Regions from separate parts of the Homo sapiens genome. Here region 2 is linked to region 1. The links are chromatin loops, found by intact Hi-C in ENCODE. Cell type or tissue: mammary epithelial cell. All regions are shown on one strand. Links, peaks and the distances in the headings refer to the core of each region. The heading gives the core; the rest is flanking DNA.

What was found. Hi-C counts contacts between places; a loop is a spot of excess contacts. Peaks named below come from ENCODE experiments on the same cell type or tissue, not always from the same donor. Only the 100,000 strongest peaks of a DNase experiment are listed, where the experiment ranks them.
Region 2: a loop joins it to region 1, with 3 times the contacts of the local background. A loop is called at or near these places in 3 of 110 quality-filtered maps.

What each region holds. Positions count from the first base shown.
Region 1 is chr5:65,866,303-65,875,599 of GRCh38, reverse strand. No RefSeq gene overlaps it. Among named protein-coding and RNA genes, the nearest start is that of ERBIN, 56 kb to the left of the region's middle. In mammary epithelial cell, for the core only: no CTCF peak of the experiment used is centred there; DNase peaks (open chromatin) are centred at 2,189 and 4,249; H3K27ac peaks cover 515 bases.
Region 2 is chr5:65,764,082-65,773,378 of GRCh38, reverse strand. All of the region lies in intron 3 of NLN (neurolysin), which reads right to left. Among named protein-coding and RNA genes, the nearest start is that of NLN, 47 kb to the right of the region's middle. In mammary epithelial cell, for the core only: no CTCF peak of the experiment used is centred there; a DNase peak (open chromatin) is centred at 3,638; H3K27ac peaks cover 585 bases.

The DNA.
Region 1 (9,297 bases), core at 1,647-6,646:
AGTGAAATTCAATTCTATCAACAAACTTGTCTAAATGACTGGCAAAAGGTAGTTGAGGGACAAATTGTTGAGTGCTTTAAATATAAAGCTAAGAAGTTTAGACTTTATTCTATAGAAAGTGGTGGGTAAAAAATAATTTAACATGTTTGCATTGTGTAAATTATAATCGTAACACATGTACATTTAAAAAATTCAAACAATACACAAGTGTAGAAAGAATGAGGCAAAGCTTTCCCCTCCTATCTTGGTATAATTTTATTCCTCAGATGCAGTCAGTTAATAGTTTGGGTACAATTTTCCAACTTTTTTTTTTTTTTTGAGACAGGAGTCTCACTCTGTCACCCAAGCTAGAGTGGAAGTGGCTCATTGCAGGCTCTCTGCAGCCTCTGCCTCCAGGCTCAAGCAATCCTCCCACCTCAGCCTCCTGAGTAGCTGTAACCACAGGTGTGCACCCACACCAGGCTAATTTTTTGTATTTTTGGTAGATATGGGGTTTCACCATGTTGGCCAGGCTGGTCTCGAACTCCTGAGCTCAAGTGATCTTCCTGCCTTGGCCTCCCAAACTGCTGGAATTACAAGCATGAGCCACCACACCTAGCCCCAGCCTTTTAAAATTTATAAAAATATAGATCTTTTTTTAAAAACATATGTGGAATTATACTAGACATGCTTTTTGGCAATCTGTATTTTTCTTTAATTCAGTAATGGGTTGTGAACACTTTTGCATATCAATATATACTATTAAGGCTTTTGAACAAGCCTCCAGTATTTCAAAAGCTTGGATGCACTGAAATGAAAACATATCTAGAAAATATATATTACTAATAACATAACCAATGTTGTTATCAATATCTTTGTATGAATACCTTTGCACACTTGCCAATTATTTCTTTAGACTAAATTCTTAAAAGTAGAATTGCTGGATATATATGTATTAAAATTTGAGATATGCTTTCAATTTGCTCTCTGGAAAATTTGCATCAATTTATGCTCTTAAAGAAGGTATTCAAACGCTTTCTGCTCTGTACTTTCACCAATATCAGATCTTATTAACCAAGAAGTTTTTTGAGCAAGGATGTAACATGATCACAGCTTTGGTACATCAGGTAGCTGGCCTATTCCAGATCATTGTTTTTAATGCATGATTCATTGTCTATTTAAAGTCTTAAAGCCAACAACTGGGCAATCGGACACTAAGGAAATGAAGATTTCTAATATATTAGGAAGAGTGACTAAACACAGAATAAATCTCACCTGGCAGAAAACCAAGTTTATTGCTTTAAGTCAGTGGTTCTCAAACCTTGGCGCACATTGAAAATAAATAAATAAATAAATAAATAATAAAGATAAAAAACAAACAGAAAAGCCTTGGCGCACATTGAAATTGTCTAGGGAGCTTTAAAAACTATCAATGCCTGGGTCTCACCCCCAAAATTCTCATTTAATTGGTCTGTGGTGTGGCCTGAATATTGAGATTTTTTTAAAGCCCCTTAGATGATTCTAATATGAGCCACAATTGAGAATTTCTGCTTTAGATGTTAATTTTAAAATTTCGTGAACTTCATGCTCACCTGTCTCATAAAGATGCCTGATGTAGTTTCTTTTTCCTAAGGTCTTAAAAAAAGAATGAGAATTGAAAGTGTGTATGGGTTCCACAATTGTTGGGGGAGATTTCACTAGATTCAAACCAGGTACTGTATAGTCCTAGTCTGAAGGAATATATATTTCTTTATTTGGCAAAGACCCTGGATTGTTTTCCAGGATTTTAGTTCATTTCTAGTTCATTTCTATACTGTGAGCCCAAAGACTAAGAAACACAAATATTCACAGGCTTGAGTCAGATGTTATGTTAGGCCTCAGGTGAATTAAATAAAGTCCTGATAAATCTGCAGAAAACAAACAAAATAAACAAACATGTTTCTTGGAACATTCGCTGGAAGATGAAATGTACAAGTTAGAACAGTTCTGGCCTGGCTGATATACAGAGAAGGCAGGATTTACACAAGGCAAAATTAGTAGAATAATGAATTACCTAGTCCAATGGAGAACTGTTCTTCACGTATTTTGACTGCATGAGATCTAGTTTCTCCCACCTTGTTACTGTATAATCCTCAAACATATTCATTGTGATTAATGACATTGGAAGGAAAATCCCATCATGTTTTGAGGGATGAATTTCCCCTACTCTGCTGATTGGGAAAATGAGTCACTCATTTCCCACAGACCTTAGAATATTTTGGTACTCCATGTCAACCTATCATTGCCAAACAGCAGCTGACACTTTAAAGTGAACTTCTGACCTTCAGAGATGAAAATTATTCTCTTACCATTGGTATTTGGAGTTTCACATTTGCCTGGGTTGGTAACCAAGGCTGTGAGGGCTGCCATTTTCTAAGTATGATGAGAAGCGGGTTGCTGATCATTGGCAACAGAGCATCAGGCCTGGGGTTCATTTTCTGATACTTCACTGGAAACAGGATGGCTCTACTCAATTGTGTGCTGGTGAACAGGCTCTCAGGGCAGGTTGGGTGGGTGGATGGGTGGGGGATACATGGAGAAAGGAAACGGGGAAATGGAGGACCTGACTGGCAGCATTTGCCATTTTCTGAGGTATAAATACCCCCATCATGTCTGATTTCAAGCTACCAAGGTTTAACATTGCCTCATATAACTCTCATAAAAATTATCTCTCTCTCTCTCTATAGACAGACAGATAGATAGATGATAGATAGATGATGATAGATAGATAGATAGATAGATAGATAGATAGATAGATAGATAGATAGATATAGATAGATGATAGATAGATGATAGATAGATAGATAGATAGATAGATAGATAGATGATAGATAGATAGATAGATAGATCACAGTGATATATATATATCCCTGTAACTTCAAATTCCTGGGCTCAAGACATCCTTCCACCTCAGCCTCCAGAGTAGCTAGGACTACAGGCACATGCCATCACACCAGGCTAATTTAAAAAAAATTATGTATATATATATACATATACATAGAGAGAGAGAGAGAGAGGCAGAGTCTTACTATATTGCCCAGGCTGGTATTGTCTTCCTGGCCTCAAGCAATCCTCCTGCCTCAGCCTTCAAAAATGTTGGGATTAAAAAATTTTAAATGTTTAATAATCAATTATCCACAGCATGTAGGAGTTGGCTCCATCACACTGCTGGGTTTGCCTCATTAAGAATCAACAATCTTGGTTTTCTGGTGGGCAATTATAAATTGACAGCCAAGATATAGTATAATTATATAAAAGTTGAGGTCATTTTGTGGCTCAAAATTAAACCTAAACAAGCAGCAGAGCTCTTCTTACCCCTAGACCACAAGTTTCTTAGTACCTACTTTCAAAGACTCTAAGGGTCTAATAATGGAAAAACTCAGCTATTAGTGCTTCAAAGAGGTTTGTTTATAAAAATCTATAGTCTAAAATTAAGCAAAATAATTATTTTGGATGAGGACTTACAAGGTTTGGATGTGTCCCCACCCAAATCTCATCTTGAATTGTAGCTCTCATAATTCCTATATGTTGTGAGAGGGGCCTGGTGGAAGATAATTGAATCATGGTGGTGTTTTCCCCCATATTGTTCTCGTGGTAGTGAGTAAGTCTCACGAGATTTGAATCTGATGATTTTATAAGGGGGTTTCCCCTTTTGCCTGGCTCTCATTCTCTCTTGTCTGCTGCCATGTAAGATGTGCCTTTCGCCTTCTGCCATGATTGTGAGGCCTCCCCAGCCACGTGGAACAGTGAGTCCACTAAACCTCTTTTTCTTTATAAATTACCCAGTTTTCGGTATGTCTTTATCAGCAGCATGAAAATGGACTAATACAAGGACCATGGAATAGATTGAAATATAAAAGATGTTTATTTAACCTGATAGCCAAATCAACTTCTCCCCAGGAATGGTTGCCTACTTGATGGTGCTCTTCTTTTCCCATAAAGTTCAGATACTCTTTTAGGAGTGAGCAGCTATTTCAGGTCTTATTTGAAGCAAATATGAGTTGTAATCTTTTTAGAAGAAAGGGCTTCTGTTTTCTCTGCAATGTTTTATGTCCATCAAGTGTATGGCTCCTAGAGGAGAAGGGAACACTGGCTAGCCTGGCTCCTACTTCAAAAAGGAACAAGATCCACCTCTCCCTAGAAAATTAAACACATATTTCAAGGAGTAGTCATTTTTATTTACCACTGTTCCCTTAAAAATGTCAGAAATGTGTGAGTAAAATGTGTTAGTAAATTACTATTTGAGCCGGATGAGGTGGCTCATGACTAATCCCAGCACTTCGGGAGGCAGAGGTGGGTGGATCACCTGAGGTCAGGAGTTCGAAACCAGCCTGACAGACATGGAAATCCTCGTCTCTATTGAAAATACGAAAATTAGGCTGGGTGTGGTGGCTCATGTCTATAATCCCAGCATTTTGGGAGGCTGAGGCGGGCAGATCACCAGGTCAGGAGATCGAGACCATCCTGGCCAACATGGTGAAAACCCTTCTCTACTAAAATACAAAAAAAATTAGCTGGGTGGGGTGGCTAGCGACCTTAGTCCCTGCTACTCAGGAGGCTGAGGCAGGAGAATCGCTTGAACCCGGGAGGCAGAGGTTGCAGTAAGCCGGGATCGCACCACTGCACTCCAGCCTGGCAACAGAGCAAGACTCCATCTCAAAACAAAAACAAAAACAAAAATTAGCTGGAAGTGGTGGCACATGCCTGCAGTCCCAGCTACTTGGGAGGCTGAAGCACGAGGATTGCTTGAACCCATGGGGCGGAGGTTGCAGTGAGCCAAGATTGCTCCACTGCACTCCAGCCTGGGTGACAGAGTGAGACTCTGTCTCATAAAAAAAAAAAATTACTATTTGAATAATCACCTCTATGGGCTTCCCTACCACGATGTCATTAAAAAAAACTGCTTATTATACAAAAATAATAATAACTTGCATTTTTATAGTAGAAAGGTTAAGAGTAATCTGGAGTTTGAATAGATGTTTATTTGCACATTTAATATGAAATGTGACTTTAAGCAAGTTACGTAACATCTCTAAGACTTAGGATCCTCATTTGTAAAATAAACATAAAAATAGCAACTACTTAATGGAGCTGTTGTGAGAATTAAATGAGACAATATAAATATAGCAGTTAGCATAGGCTTGGCATTTAGTTGGTACATGACAAGTCAAGAAATTATTGTTAGATTGTTACTTTTTTTTTTTTTCTGAGACGGAGTTTCACTCTTGTTGCCCAGGCTGGAGTGCAATGACCCAACCTTGGCTCACCACAACCTCCACCTCCCAGGTTCAAGCAATTCTCCTGCCTCAGCCTCCTGAGTAGCTGAGATTAGAGGCATGCACCACCACACCCGGCTAATTTTGCATGTTTAGTAGAGATGGGGTTTCTCCATGTTGGTCAGGCTGGTCTCAAACTCCCGACCTCAGGTGATCTGCCTGCCTCGGCCTCCCAAAGTGCTGGGATTACAGGCATGAGCCACCGCTCCCTGCCAGATTGTTATTCTTTTGACCCTTTACAAGGTTCTTTAATCAACTCAACCTCACATAATATTTTATTATTATGACGAAAAGTACACAAGATAAGTATTATTATAGCCCTTTTAAAGATAAGGAAATTTTCAACCTCACATAATATTTTATTATTATGATGGGAAGTACACAAGATAAGTATTATAATAGCCCTTTAAAAGATAAGGTAAGGAAGGCCTAGAAACATTAAGAATGTGCCCAAGATGGAATAGCTGCTTGATGACAGAGCTGGGACATGCATTTCATTATGTTTTATATAAAATTAACCATAACACTAATTTGCTGATTCAAAATAGGGTTAAACTATTAAACAGCAGTGAAACTGGTATTCTAATCAGAAGGTTTTTTTAAATTCATGAGTAAGGTAAATGTTGCTAGACACTGATTTTGGAAATTCTATTATTCCTTAAAAACAGCCACAAATTTCTTCTATTAGCAGCAGCAGAAATTATTTTTAAATATTAAACACTTTATATGCTTATATATGTGTGTTTTAAACATATGTTAAACATTTAATTACATTAATTAATTTCGAGACAGGGTTTTGTTCTTTCTCCCAGGCTGGAGTGCAGTGGCCAGATCTAGACTCACTGCAACCTCTGCCTCCCAGGCTCAAGCGATACTCCCATTTCAGCCACCCAAGTAGCTGGGACCACAGGCGCGCCACCATACCTGGCTAATTTTGTGTTTTTATTAGAGATGGGATTTCTCCATGTTGGTCATGCTGGTCTCGAACTCCTGACCTCAGGTGATCTGCCCGCCTCAGCCTCCCAAAGTGCTGGGATTACAGGCGTGAAGCCACTGTGCTGGCCTGTTAAACACTTTGTATCCCTTTCGATCATCAGAATCACCCTCTGAGGTAGGCATTATATTCTTTTTATGGATGGTAAAACAGTAATAGCTAATATTTATGGCCATTTTGTTTGCATCAAACATTGTGCCACGTATTTTACATGCATTATCTCGTTTTAATCAGTTCAACAACCTTCTGAGATAGAGAGCCACTATTATTATCCCAGTTTGCTAATGGAGAGAATATATATGCAAATTTGCTATTAGAATTGAAGAACAGGAAACTTTTTATTATACATTGTTTTATTCTGCTTAATTATGTAATTTAAAGGTCCTGTGAGGATTATTTTGTCAGAGCCAGTCCCATTAAAAATAATCGTTCAAGTAGAGATTGGGGAAAAAAGAGTTGTCAGGGCAAAATTATGCTTAAAGTATGTTTGCACATTCCTTTTTTTTTTTTTTTTTTCGACAGGGTCTTACTCTGTCACCCAGGCTGGAGTGCAGTAGTGCAATCAAGGCTCACTGCAACCTCTGTCCCCCAGGCTCAAGTGATCCTCCCACCTCGGCCTCCCAAGTAGCTGGGACCACAGGCATGTGCCACCATGCCTGGCTAATTCTTGTCCTTTTTGCAAAGACCAGTGTGATGGTTAATACTGTTAACTTCATTGGATTGAAAGATACAGAGTATTGATCCTGGATTTGTCTGTGAGGGTGTTGCCAGAAGAGATTAACATTTGAGTCAGTGGGCTGGGAAAGGCAGACCCACCCTTAATCTGGCGGGCACAACCTAATCAGCTGCCAGTGAATATAAAGCAGGTAGAAAAATGTGAAAAAGAGATGGGCCTAGCCTCCGAGCCTTTATCTTTCTGCCATGCTGATCCTGCCCTCAAACATTGTACTCCAAGTTTTTCAGTTTTAGGACTTGGACTGGCTCTCCTTGCTCCTCAGCTTGCAGACAGCCTATTGTGGGACCTTGTGATCATGTAAGTTAATACTTAATAAACTCTCATATATATGATATATATATGTGTATATATATGATATATATGTATGTATATATGATATATGTGTATATATGATATATATATATAATATTTTATATATCCTATTAGTTCTGTCCCTCTAAGAGAACCCTAATACAACCGGGTTTCTCCATGTTGCCCAGGCTGGTCTTGAATGCCTGAGCTCAAGTGATCCGCTTGCCTCGGGCTTCCAAAGTGCTGGGATTACTGGCGTGAGCCATGGCTCCGGCCTGTTTGCACATTCCTTTGATCTCACACACTCTCCCAGCTTGTAGAATAAGACGACATGCCGCGAAAAACTTGAATTTGGGGGAGTCATTGTATTAGCCAGGTACTGTCCAGTTTGAGTAAAAATAAATTCGGTTTGGCAACTGCACAGTAAATAATAAACTATTCTTAACACTTAGTAACACATCATCGGTTTTCCAAAGATAAAAACGGTGTTGGGGTCAAAGAAGTATGTTGTTTCAGGGCATATGTTGCTATTAATAAAACATTCTCTCTGCAGGAAGTATACACAGACAGCTCACAAAAACAGGAAAGTCACTCAGGAACCTGGTTTAAAACTCCTGGTCTGAACTCATGAAATTGCCCTGAAGTCATAGAGAGTAGATACCACAAATTAGAAGTCAAATGAAGAGCATAGTTTTTTTCATACTTCAACTGGTACAATTCTGTACTTTCAATCCTGTGAAGGCAGATCTAGAGAGACTTATTAATAGAACTTTTTACACCAATCCCTTCATTTTGGGGATAAAGATACGGAGAACAAAGTTAGATAACATCTAGTGTTTTTGCCTGCTCAAATCCATTTCCCCTTCTGGTAACAACCCATCCCATGGAATTCTGGGGGCTGGACTCTTTCCCGACTCAAGGTCTTTTTAGTGTAGAGAGGGGTGATCTCACCTCCAGCTTCAGGGGTGGGCATGTATCAGGCACGGACAAACAGGGTCACATTAACGCACTCACTGACAGGTATGCGGGAGATCTGAATTGATTTAGTACAGAAGGAAAACTAAACCCAAGACCACACAGTTAATGCCAAAGCTAGGACTATAGCCTGAGTCTCCCACCTCTAAGACCAGTGATCTTTTCATGCTACCATGCCACAAAACATACATAAGTTAAAAAAAAGTTCTTACTAATTTAAAAGGTAGCTGTATTTCAGTGCTAATATACCAGACTGTCTCAGGTCTGCACGACTTCCTGTTTGTATGTTAGGTACCTGGAACATAAGCCCACATTTCCTTCTATGTCCTTAAAGAGAGTAATGATTTATAGCAGGGTAAAGAGGGTACAATGATCATTTACTTTATATTCAATGTTCCTCTAAGGCCACTTATAAAAATTATCTTATGCCACCAGGATACCACTATTCATTTTAGACAATTAATGATTACACTGTGACTTATAACCATTTGAAAAGGAGGCTGGGAAAAAATGGGAGCGAGTATAGTATTACATAATGCTTAGAGTGGTCCTATGGGAGTGACTGGATTATAGGTAATTTCCCCCTCATTCCTTTATTTTCCTGGTATGGGGGTAATATAATATTTCAAAAGTAAATAAGCTGATACTTTTGTAGCAATCTGATTATTCAAAGGCCAATTAACTATGCTTCAAATTATTCAACCCCTTTGCTACTCTCTCACAACTCCCTCCTGTTTCTGTTTTGGCTGTTCATTGCCTCCTTAATTCTATCTAGGAGAAAAAGTTGTGAGACTCAAACCAGACAATATTCTGCCTATTTCAGGGCTTAATTTTCATAAGAGTACCTGTGAGAAGGTGTGGCTGGATCAGGGCCAGTGACCAGGGCGCCCAGGAAGACTGTGAACACCCAGGAAAGCCGTGAGCAATAAAGAGGGACAGTTTAAGAATTATCCATATCGATTTTTAATTAACCATAGTAACATGCCCTTTTATGACCTCAGGAAAGT
Region 2 (9,297 bases), core at 1,641-6,640, 100 kb after region 1:
GGTGGATCAATTGAGCTCAGTTCACCAGCCTGGGAAACATGGTGAAACCTCATCTCTACAACAACTAAAAAACACAAAAATTAGCTGGAGATGGTGGTGCAAGCTTGTAGTCTTAGCTACCTGGGAGGCTGAGGTGGGAGGATTGCTTGGGCCCAGGAGGCAGAGGTTGCAGTGAGCCAAGATTGAGCTACTGCACTCCAGCCTGGGCAACAGAGTGAGGACCTGTTGCAGAAAAAAAAAAAAAAAAAAAATAGAATTCAGGGCTGGGTGTGGTGGCTTATGCCTGTAATCCCAGCAGTTTGGGAGGACAAGGCGGGAGGATCACTTGAGCCCAGGTGGTTCAGGCTGCAGTGAGCTGTGACTGTGCCACTGTATTCTGGCCAAGGTGACAGCGTGAGACCCTGCTCATTTAAAAAAAAAAAAAACAAAAAAGAATTAGGAACTTTGAATTTGCTAAGGAATTATAATAGGATAACAGAGTATAGCCGGGTCTGGTGGCGTGTGCCTGTAGTCCCAGCTACTTGGGAGGCTGAGGTGGGAGAATCACTTGAGCCTGGGAGGCAGAGGTTGAAGTCAGCTGAGATCACGTCACTACGGTCCAGCCTGGGTGACAGAGCCAGACCCTGTTTCTAAAAAAAAAAAAATGAAAAACAAACAAACAAACAAAAAACAAAACAAAAACCCCAAAACCAAAAAAACAAAAACCCAAACCAAAAAAATTAAACTAAAATAGAGAAATAACTAATTGTATTATATTTGTAATTTAGTTCTTCTGCTCCCTCTTGCCCCTGCCCCAGTCCATGACATTTACTATAAAGTTGCTATCTTACTACATGGTGAAGAGGACATTCTTAGGTAGTTGTCTGCACTCCTGGGCTAGGGGGATACAGCCAGCACTGCTTGCTGACTACTAATTCAATATGCCATCGCAAGATTCACTGCTTCTGTGTGAGCCACAGCGTAAGGTTGCTGAAGTGAGGCATCACACTGCATGAAGATACATTTTCATTGGGGCTAGTTCAGTTCAACACACATTTACATTTACTGAGCTCCTAATTATTCCTGGCACTAAGGAAACAAAAAGGAATATTCTTGAAGAGCTTTAAGTCACATGAAGGAAAAGAAAGACATATTAATAGATAACATCAATATCACACATCATGTTAAAAAATAGGTAAGTACTTGGAAAAAAGAGGGGCACAAAAGAAGGATGCCTAGCCAATGGGGAAACTAAGCCAAGGTAATTGATGCTTTATATCTGGATCCCTAGGCTTTTAAGACCCCAAAAAAATTGTAAGTTTAGTAGTATTGATTATGACCAATGACTACACTTACATATTTCAAAAATCAAGAAGACATGGAAAATAAAAGGAATGAAATTGTAAATGAATTTGGGATATCTTTTTTTTTTTTTTGTCATTGTTTTAAGGTAGTGGTTCTTTTTAAACTTAATTTTAAAATTTTTATCTCTTCATTTATTTATTTTGAGACTGGGTTATGAGACTGGCTAATTTCTGTATTTTTGGTAGAGACGGGGTTTTGCCATGTTGCCCAGGCTGGTTTGGAACTTCTGGGCTTAGGCCATCCGCTCACCTTGGCCTCCCAAAGTGCTGGGATTTCAGGCATGAGCCACTATACCCGGTCGGTTCTGGTTCTTGTATTTTAATTTGGAGCTGGGTCTCCATGGCTGGTCAAGTAGGAGAGATTACATAATGTTTAAAATCATATACTTAATCTCATGACCTATTCATCTGCACTGTAACATTAAAGCTTTCCTATTTAAATCACTAATTGGCTAAGATGAATTGGCAAGATCAAAGCCTGCCGCTCTAAAAAAAATAAATAAACAATATTACAATAGATCACTGTACTTCTCAAATTTAGCTTGCATAATTCAGCCTCTATTTCATGAAAGAATTCCTCTTGTGCATTTATTCCTTAGCAGGCCACTGGAATAGAATATGCCTGATTGTTTTGACATGAAGACACTGTACATTTTTCTCGCCAAAATGGCTGGAAAGAGCAGGTATGAAATCTTCTTGGATGTTTGTTGGCTTTTTAAAAGCCAACAATTGAGAAGCCCTTGTCAGAATTGGGAAATACTAATACCTGCAGCCATAATTGCTGGCTTCTGACACTTGGCCATTTTTTTAGCTTAAAAGGATGAGGAAGTCCTTGTTTTCACTGCTTTTTCTCTTTTTTTTTCTTAGTGGAATTAAGGATACATTTAATATATGTTAAATTTTTATGTGTAACCTGATATCTGCAAATGGATATAACTATATATATGTAGTGAGGACAAATTAAATCCACCCTTCAACTTATAAAATAGGACATTAATAATACCGTTGCATTTACTTATGCAACAGGTAACCTGTGCAAAAAATAACTACTCTCTTGAATTTTGTGACAAACATTTTTTCCAGTTTTACCACTTATATATTGTATAGTTTTGCTTCTTTTCGAGCTTTATAAAGTATCATATTGTATGCAGTATTCTGCAGTTTCTTTCCTTCACTTTTACTAAGATTCAACTATATTGTTCCATGTTGTTATACTTATTTATTTTAATGCTATAAAATATTCCATTGCATAAATGTGCCACAATTTATAGATCCATTTTCTTGCTGATGGGAATCTGAGTTGCTATGAACACTTGTTCAATATTACCTTGCACAAATGCAAAGGTATCTCTAGGTAAATACTGAGGTGGGAGTGGGAGGATGTGCTAGGTTGTGGAGAATGTAAGCTCCAACTTTCTAATACTAAGTTTTTCTCCAACTTGGTGATGAATCAGTTATACTCTTAGAAGCAGTGCACAAACATTCTTGTTGATCCATATCCACAAAGATAACTTGGCATTGTTGGTTTTCTTAATCTTTGCCAATCTTGTGAGTGAAGAATGGTAACTTATTATGGTCTTCATTTGCATTTCTCTGATTACTAATAAAATTGAACATCTTTTCATACATTTGATTGCTATGTGCGTTTCTGTTGAAATATTTCTACATATCATTTGCCCATTTTTCTACTGGGATGTTTCTTTGTTATTGATTGTAGTAGTTCTTTATATATCCTAGAATGCATCACTGGTTTCATGTTTTGTAAAGTTATTTTCTCAGTATTTGAACTCTTTTCACTTTTCCTTATGAATAGAAGTTATATTAACATAGTCAAGTTTATTAGCCTTATATTTCATAGTTAGCAGTTTCTGCGTCTTAATAAATATATCCCTGCCCAGATATCATAAAGATATCTTCCTGTACAGACATCTAGAAGCTTTAAGCTCTAGTCTTTTATGACTTTAATCCATCAGGAATTGCTTTTCAGTTGGTTGTCAGGAAGACATTCAATTTTATTTTATTTTTCCAAATGGGTAACTTATGTCCCAGCAATTACCGAAGGCCTATTTTCTGGATCTGCCACTAACTGGTTTCTCACTTTAGTTTGATGAACATTTACTGAATGCTTGCTTTTTATCAGGCACTCTGCCAGAGGTGCAAAATAGAATCAAACATGATACCTCCCTCCCTTGAAGGGTTTAACAAACAGTCTACATGGTTTCTGGCAAGCACTTACCCACCAGTGATGTGGCTCTTGGAAAGTTATTGTTTCTGAGCTTCAGTTTCTCCACTTATATTATAAAAAAGCCTATCTCATAAGATTGGAATCAAGGTTATATGAGTCATATTGCTACACAAATGTAAGGCAGTCTTAGTAGTCATACACTGGGAGGGAGAGGACCACAACACACCGGTTAGTCTTATCCTCTACTGTAATTTCTTCCATCCATTTAATCAACAAATTATTTGTTTTGAAGGTTTTAAAAAAATTTTTTGTGGGTATATGGTAGGTGTATACATTTATGGGGCACATGAAATGTTTTGAGACAGGCAAGCAATATGTAATAATCACATTACAGAGAATGGGGTATCCCTTCCCTCAAGCACTTATCTTTTGTGTTACAAACAATCCAGTTATACTTTGTTATTTCCAAATGTACAATTAAGTCATTATTGACTACAGTCACCCTGTTGTGCTATCAAGTAGCAGGTCTTATTCATTCTATTGTTTTTCCTTTTGGTTCCCATTAACCATCCCCACCTCCTCCCCTATTTTGAAGGTTTTGAAACATGACTGCCAATTAAATGATACTCCCCAGACTGAGATGTGGTGTTCCTTGAATCTGGGCAGAATGCGGTGACTTGTCAACCCATATGGTATGGCAGAAGTGATGTCATGTGACTTCCGTGACAGCACATAAGTGCAAAGTAGCTTCTATGTGCCTTGCCGGAACACTCATGTTGGAGCACTGAGTCTCATGAAAGAAGTCCTACCATCCTGATACCACCACACTGTAAGGAAGCCCAAATTAACCCACACAAATGAACCACATGGAGACGCTCTGCGCTATGGACTGAACTGTGCCCTTTCAAGTTCTTTTGTAGAAGCCCTATCCCCAATGTGGCTGTATTTGTAAATAGGCTTTTGGCAGGTAATTAAGGTTAAATGAGGTCAGAAGGGCAGTTCTTAATCTGACAGGATTGTGGCCTTTTAGGAAGAGAAGGAGAGTTCTCCCTGTCTCTCTCCCCTCGCCTTCCTGTACCCCACCTCCCAACCCGTGCCATGTGCACACACTGAGGAAAGGCCAGCAGGGAAGGGAAGGGGCCATTTGCAAGCCAGGAAGAGGGCTCTCACCAGAACCCAACCATGCTGGCACACTGATCTCGGACTTGCAGCCTCTACAACTGTGAAAAAGTTAATTTCTGTCATTTAAAGGATTCAGTCTATGGTATTTTGTTATGGCAGCCCAGTCTAACTAAGACACTGATATTATTTGGCTGTGGCCCAACCAAATCTCATCTTGAATTGTAATCTGAATTTTAATCCCCACGTATTGAGGGAGGGACATGGTAGGAGGTGATTGGATCATGTGGTCAGTTTCCCCCATGCTGTTCTCATGATGGTGAGTGAGTTCTCACAAGATCTGGTTGTTTTATAAGTGTCTAATGCTTCCCCTAAGTTCACTCTCTCTCCTGCCACCATGTAAGATGTACCTTGCTTCCTTCTGCCATGATTGTAAGTTCCTAAGGCCTCCCACCCAGAGGAATTGTGAGTCAATTAAACCTCTTTCTTTATAAATTACCTAGTCTCAGGTATTCTTTATAGCAGTGTGAGAATGGACTGATACAGAGAATTGGTACTAGGATAGTAGGGTACTGCTATAAAGACAAACTGAAAATGTAGAAGCGACTTTGAAACTGGGTCAAGGGCAGAGGTTGGAACAGTTTGGAGGGCTCAGAAGAAGAGAGAAAGATGTGGGAAAGTTTGGAACTTCCTAGATTTACTGAATGGTTGTGACCAAAAATGCTGATAATGATATGGACAATGAAGTCCAGGCTGAGGTGGTCTCAGATGAAGATGAGGAACTTATTGGAAACTGGAGTAAAGGTCACCCATGCTATGCTTTACCAAAGATACTGGGCACTTTGCACCTGCCCTAGAGATCTGTGGAACTTTGAACTTGAGAGAGATGATTTAGGGTATCTGGCAGAAGAAATTTCTAAGCAAAGTATTCAAGAGGTGGCCTGGGTGCTCCTAACAGCATACAGCCATGTGTGTACACAAAGAGATGGTTTGAAATCGGGACTTATGTTTAAAGGAAAGACAGAGCATAAACATTTGAAAAATTTGCAGCCTGACCATGGGGTAGAAAAGAAAAACCCATTTTCTGGGGAGAAGTTCAAGCCAGCTGTAGAAATTTGCATAAGTAACAAGAGCCAAATGTTAGTGCCCAAGACAATGGGGAAAATGTCCCCAGGGCATGTCAGAGGTCTTCACAACAGCCCCTCCCATCACAGGCCTGGAGGCCTAGGAGAAAAAAAATGGTTTTGTGCTCCCCCCTCCTTCCCCTGCTCTCTGCAGCCTCAGGACATAGTGCCCTGCATCCCAGTTGCTCCAGCTCCAGCTGGGCTAAAAGGGGCCAAGGTACAGCTCAGGCCATTGCTTCACAGGACGCAAGCCCCAAGCCTTGGTGGTTTCCACATGGTATTGGGCCTGTAGGTGTGCAGAAGACAAAAACTGAGCTTTGTGAACCTCCTAGATTTCAGAGGATGTATGGAAATGCCTGGATATCCAGGCAGAAGTCTGCTGCGGGGGCAGAGACCTCACAGAGAACCTCTGTTAGGGCAGTGGGGAAGGGAAATGTGGCACAGGAGCCCCCAAACAGAGTCCCCACTAGGGCACTGCCTAGTGGAGTTGTGAGAAGGGGGCTACTGCCCTCCAGACTCCAGAATGGTAGATCCACATGACAGCTTGCACCCTGCACCTGAAAAAGCTGCAGGCAACATCAGCCTGTGAAAGCAGCTACAGGGGTTGTAACCTGAGAACCACAGAGGCAGAGCCACCCAAGGCCATGGGGGCCCACCCCTTGGATCAGTGCGCCCTGGATGTGAGACATGGAGTCAAAGGAGATTTTGGAGTTTTAAGATTTAATGACTGCCTGGCCAGGTTTTGGACTTGCATAGGGCCTGTGGCCCCTTTGTTTTGGCCAATTTCTCCCATTTGGAATGTGAACATTTACCCAACGCCTGTACCCACACTGTGTCTTAGAAGTAACTAACTTGTCTTTGATTTTACAGACTCATAGGCAGAAGAGACTTGCCTTGTCTCAGAGGAAACTTTGGACTTGGACTTTTGAGTTAATGCTGGAATGAATTAAGACTATGGGGGACTGTTGGGGAGGCATGATTGGTTTTGAAATGTGAAAAGGACATGAGATTTGTGAGGGGCTGGGGGTGTGATGAAAGTTTGGCTGTGTCCCTACCCAAATCTCATGTCAAATTGTAATCCAAATTGTAATTTCCGCATGTCAAGGGAGGGAGCTGGTGGGAAGTGAATGGATCATGGGGTGGTTTCCCCCATGCTGTTCTCGTGATGGTGAGTGAGTTCTTACAAGATCTGATTGTTTGATAAGTGTCTGGTGCTTCCCCTGTGCTCTCTCTCCTGACATCATGTAAGACATGCCTTGCTTCCCCTTTACCTTATGCCATGACTGTAAGTTCCTAAGGCCTCCCAGCCATGTGGAACTGTGAGTCAATTAAACCTCTTTCTTTATAAATTACCCAGTCTCAGGTACTCTTTATAGCAGTGTGAAAATGGACAAATACAGACACCTTGAGACTACATGAATAAAGACAGATGCCTGATTAGTTCCTACCTGCTTCAACCCAAGCCACCACTGCCTGAAACCACATGTCAGACCCCAAGTCAGAACTGTCCAACTAATTCCTTTCTGAATTCTTGATCCATAGAAACTGTGAGAGAAAAGAAAATGACGGTTGCTATTTCAGGCCACTAAGGTTTGGGGTAATATGTTATGCATCAATAGATAACTGGAGCCCATATTGCATGAAGAATTATGAAAAGTAATTTCACTTTTCTATGTATTAATTTTAAGTGGAAAATAAAAAGAGCTAAAATAACATTTTATATCCAATTGGGATAATATATTTGATTATTACATATATTATTGGTGTCTTGGGAATATTATTCAGAGCATCCTAATTTTAGTAGAGCAGGCCTGAAATTGCTGACATCATATAAATTTAAGATCCTATTTATCCAGCTTAATGAGGCCTTTATGTGTGGATTTTTTTTTTTTTCTTTCTGAGACATGGTCTCACTCTGTGACTCAGGCTGGAGTACAGTGGCACAACCACTGCTCAGTGCAGTCTCAACCTCCTGGGCACAAGCAATCCTCCCACCTCAGCCTCCCGAGTAGCTGGGACTACAGGCACTTACCACCATGCTCAGCTAATTTTTCTATTTTTAATTAATTAATTTATTTTTTATTTTTTTGAGATGAAGTTTTGCTCTTGTTGCCCAGGCTGGAGCCCAATGGCACAGTCTAGACTCACTGCAACCTCCACCTCCCGGGTTCAAGCAATTCTCATGCCTCAGCCTCCTGAGTAGCTGGGATTACAGGCGCCTGCCACCACACCTGGCTAATTTTTGTATATTTAGTAGAGACAGGGTTTCACCATGTTGACCAGGCTGGTCTTGAACTTCTGACCTCCCGTGATCCACCCGCCTTGGCCTCCCAAAGTGCTGGGATTACAGGCGTGAGCCACCGCACCTGGCCACTATTTTTTATTTTTGTAGAGATGGGTTTTTGCCATATTGCCCAAGCTGGTCTTGAACTCCCGAGCTCAAGTGATCTGCCTGCCTCAGCCTCACAAAGTGCTGGGATTACAGGCGTGAGCCACCATGCCCAGCCATTAATGAAGGCTTTATATGCTATATCATGGCTATCCTATTTAACTTACAGTATCACAGAGAAAATAAATAAAATATTTGGATATCTGATTTTGCCCTTTAGGTACGAATGGGATAAGTTTTACCATTTATTAAAGTGTCCAACTCCAGCAGAGAACTAATACTGGTAATTCTAGGTTTTTAAAAAAATTGCCTAAATAAACATAACCATTTGTCATGGAAGATGTTTAAAGGTAGGTAAATTCACCTAATGACCTTCAATGCAAAAACAAACACAATAGTTATTTTTTATTATCCTGATGTAGAGTTAGCAAATGTTGTAGAAGCCCCTAAAAAATGTTCACACAATAAAAATTATAGAAACCAGAATTACAGAACCAAATCTGAAATTACCTTAAATTGTTAAAATAAAGGCCCGAAATGAACCAGCTCAAATAAAGACACAAATCTGATGAACGCATTGGTGTCTATCAGGTCACTATAGTGTGCCAGTCTACTCTAGAGTCAGCAATTTGTTCCCAAGTTTAGTGGGATCAATCCCAAAACTATAGAAAATTTATTTTATTTTAATTTTTGAGAAGGAGCCTCACTCTGTTGCCCAGGCTGGAGTGCAGTGGCATGATCTCAGCTCACTGCAACCTCTGCCTCCTGGGTTCAAGTGATTCTCCTGCCTCAGCCTCCTGAGTAGCTGGGAATACAGGTGCTTGCCACCATGCCTGGCTAATTTTTGTATTTTTAGTAGAAATGGAGTTTCACCATGTTGGCCAGGCTGGTCTCAAATACACAAAATTTAAAAGTACTCTATGACAAAGAAATGTAAAGTGACAAACCTTTCATATCTTGATAACATTCATAAGAATCACAGAATGTGAAATAAAAACAAAAACATTATTCCAAATAAGAACTTAGAAATCATGATGAAAATAGGATTAATCAAAGGAAACTGGAAATTCTAGGAAAAATTCCAAATTACATAAAAAAAATAGAACAACAAAGAAATGTAATTTGGGGATGAAATAA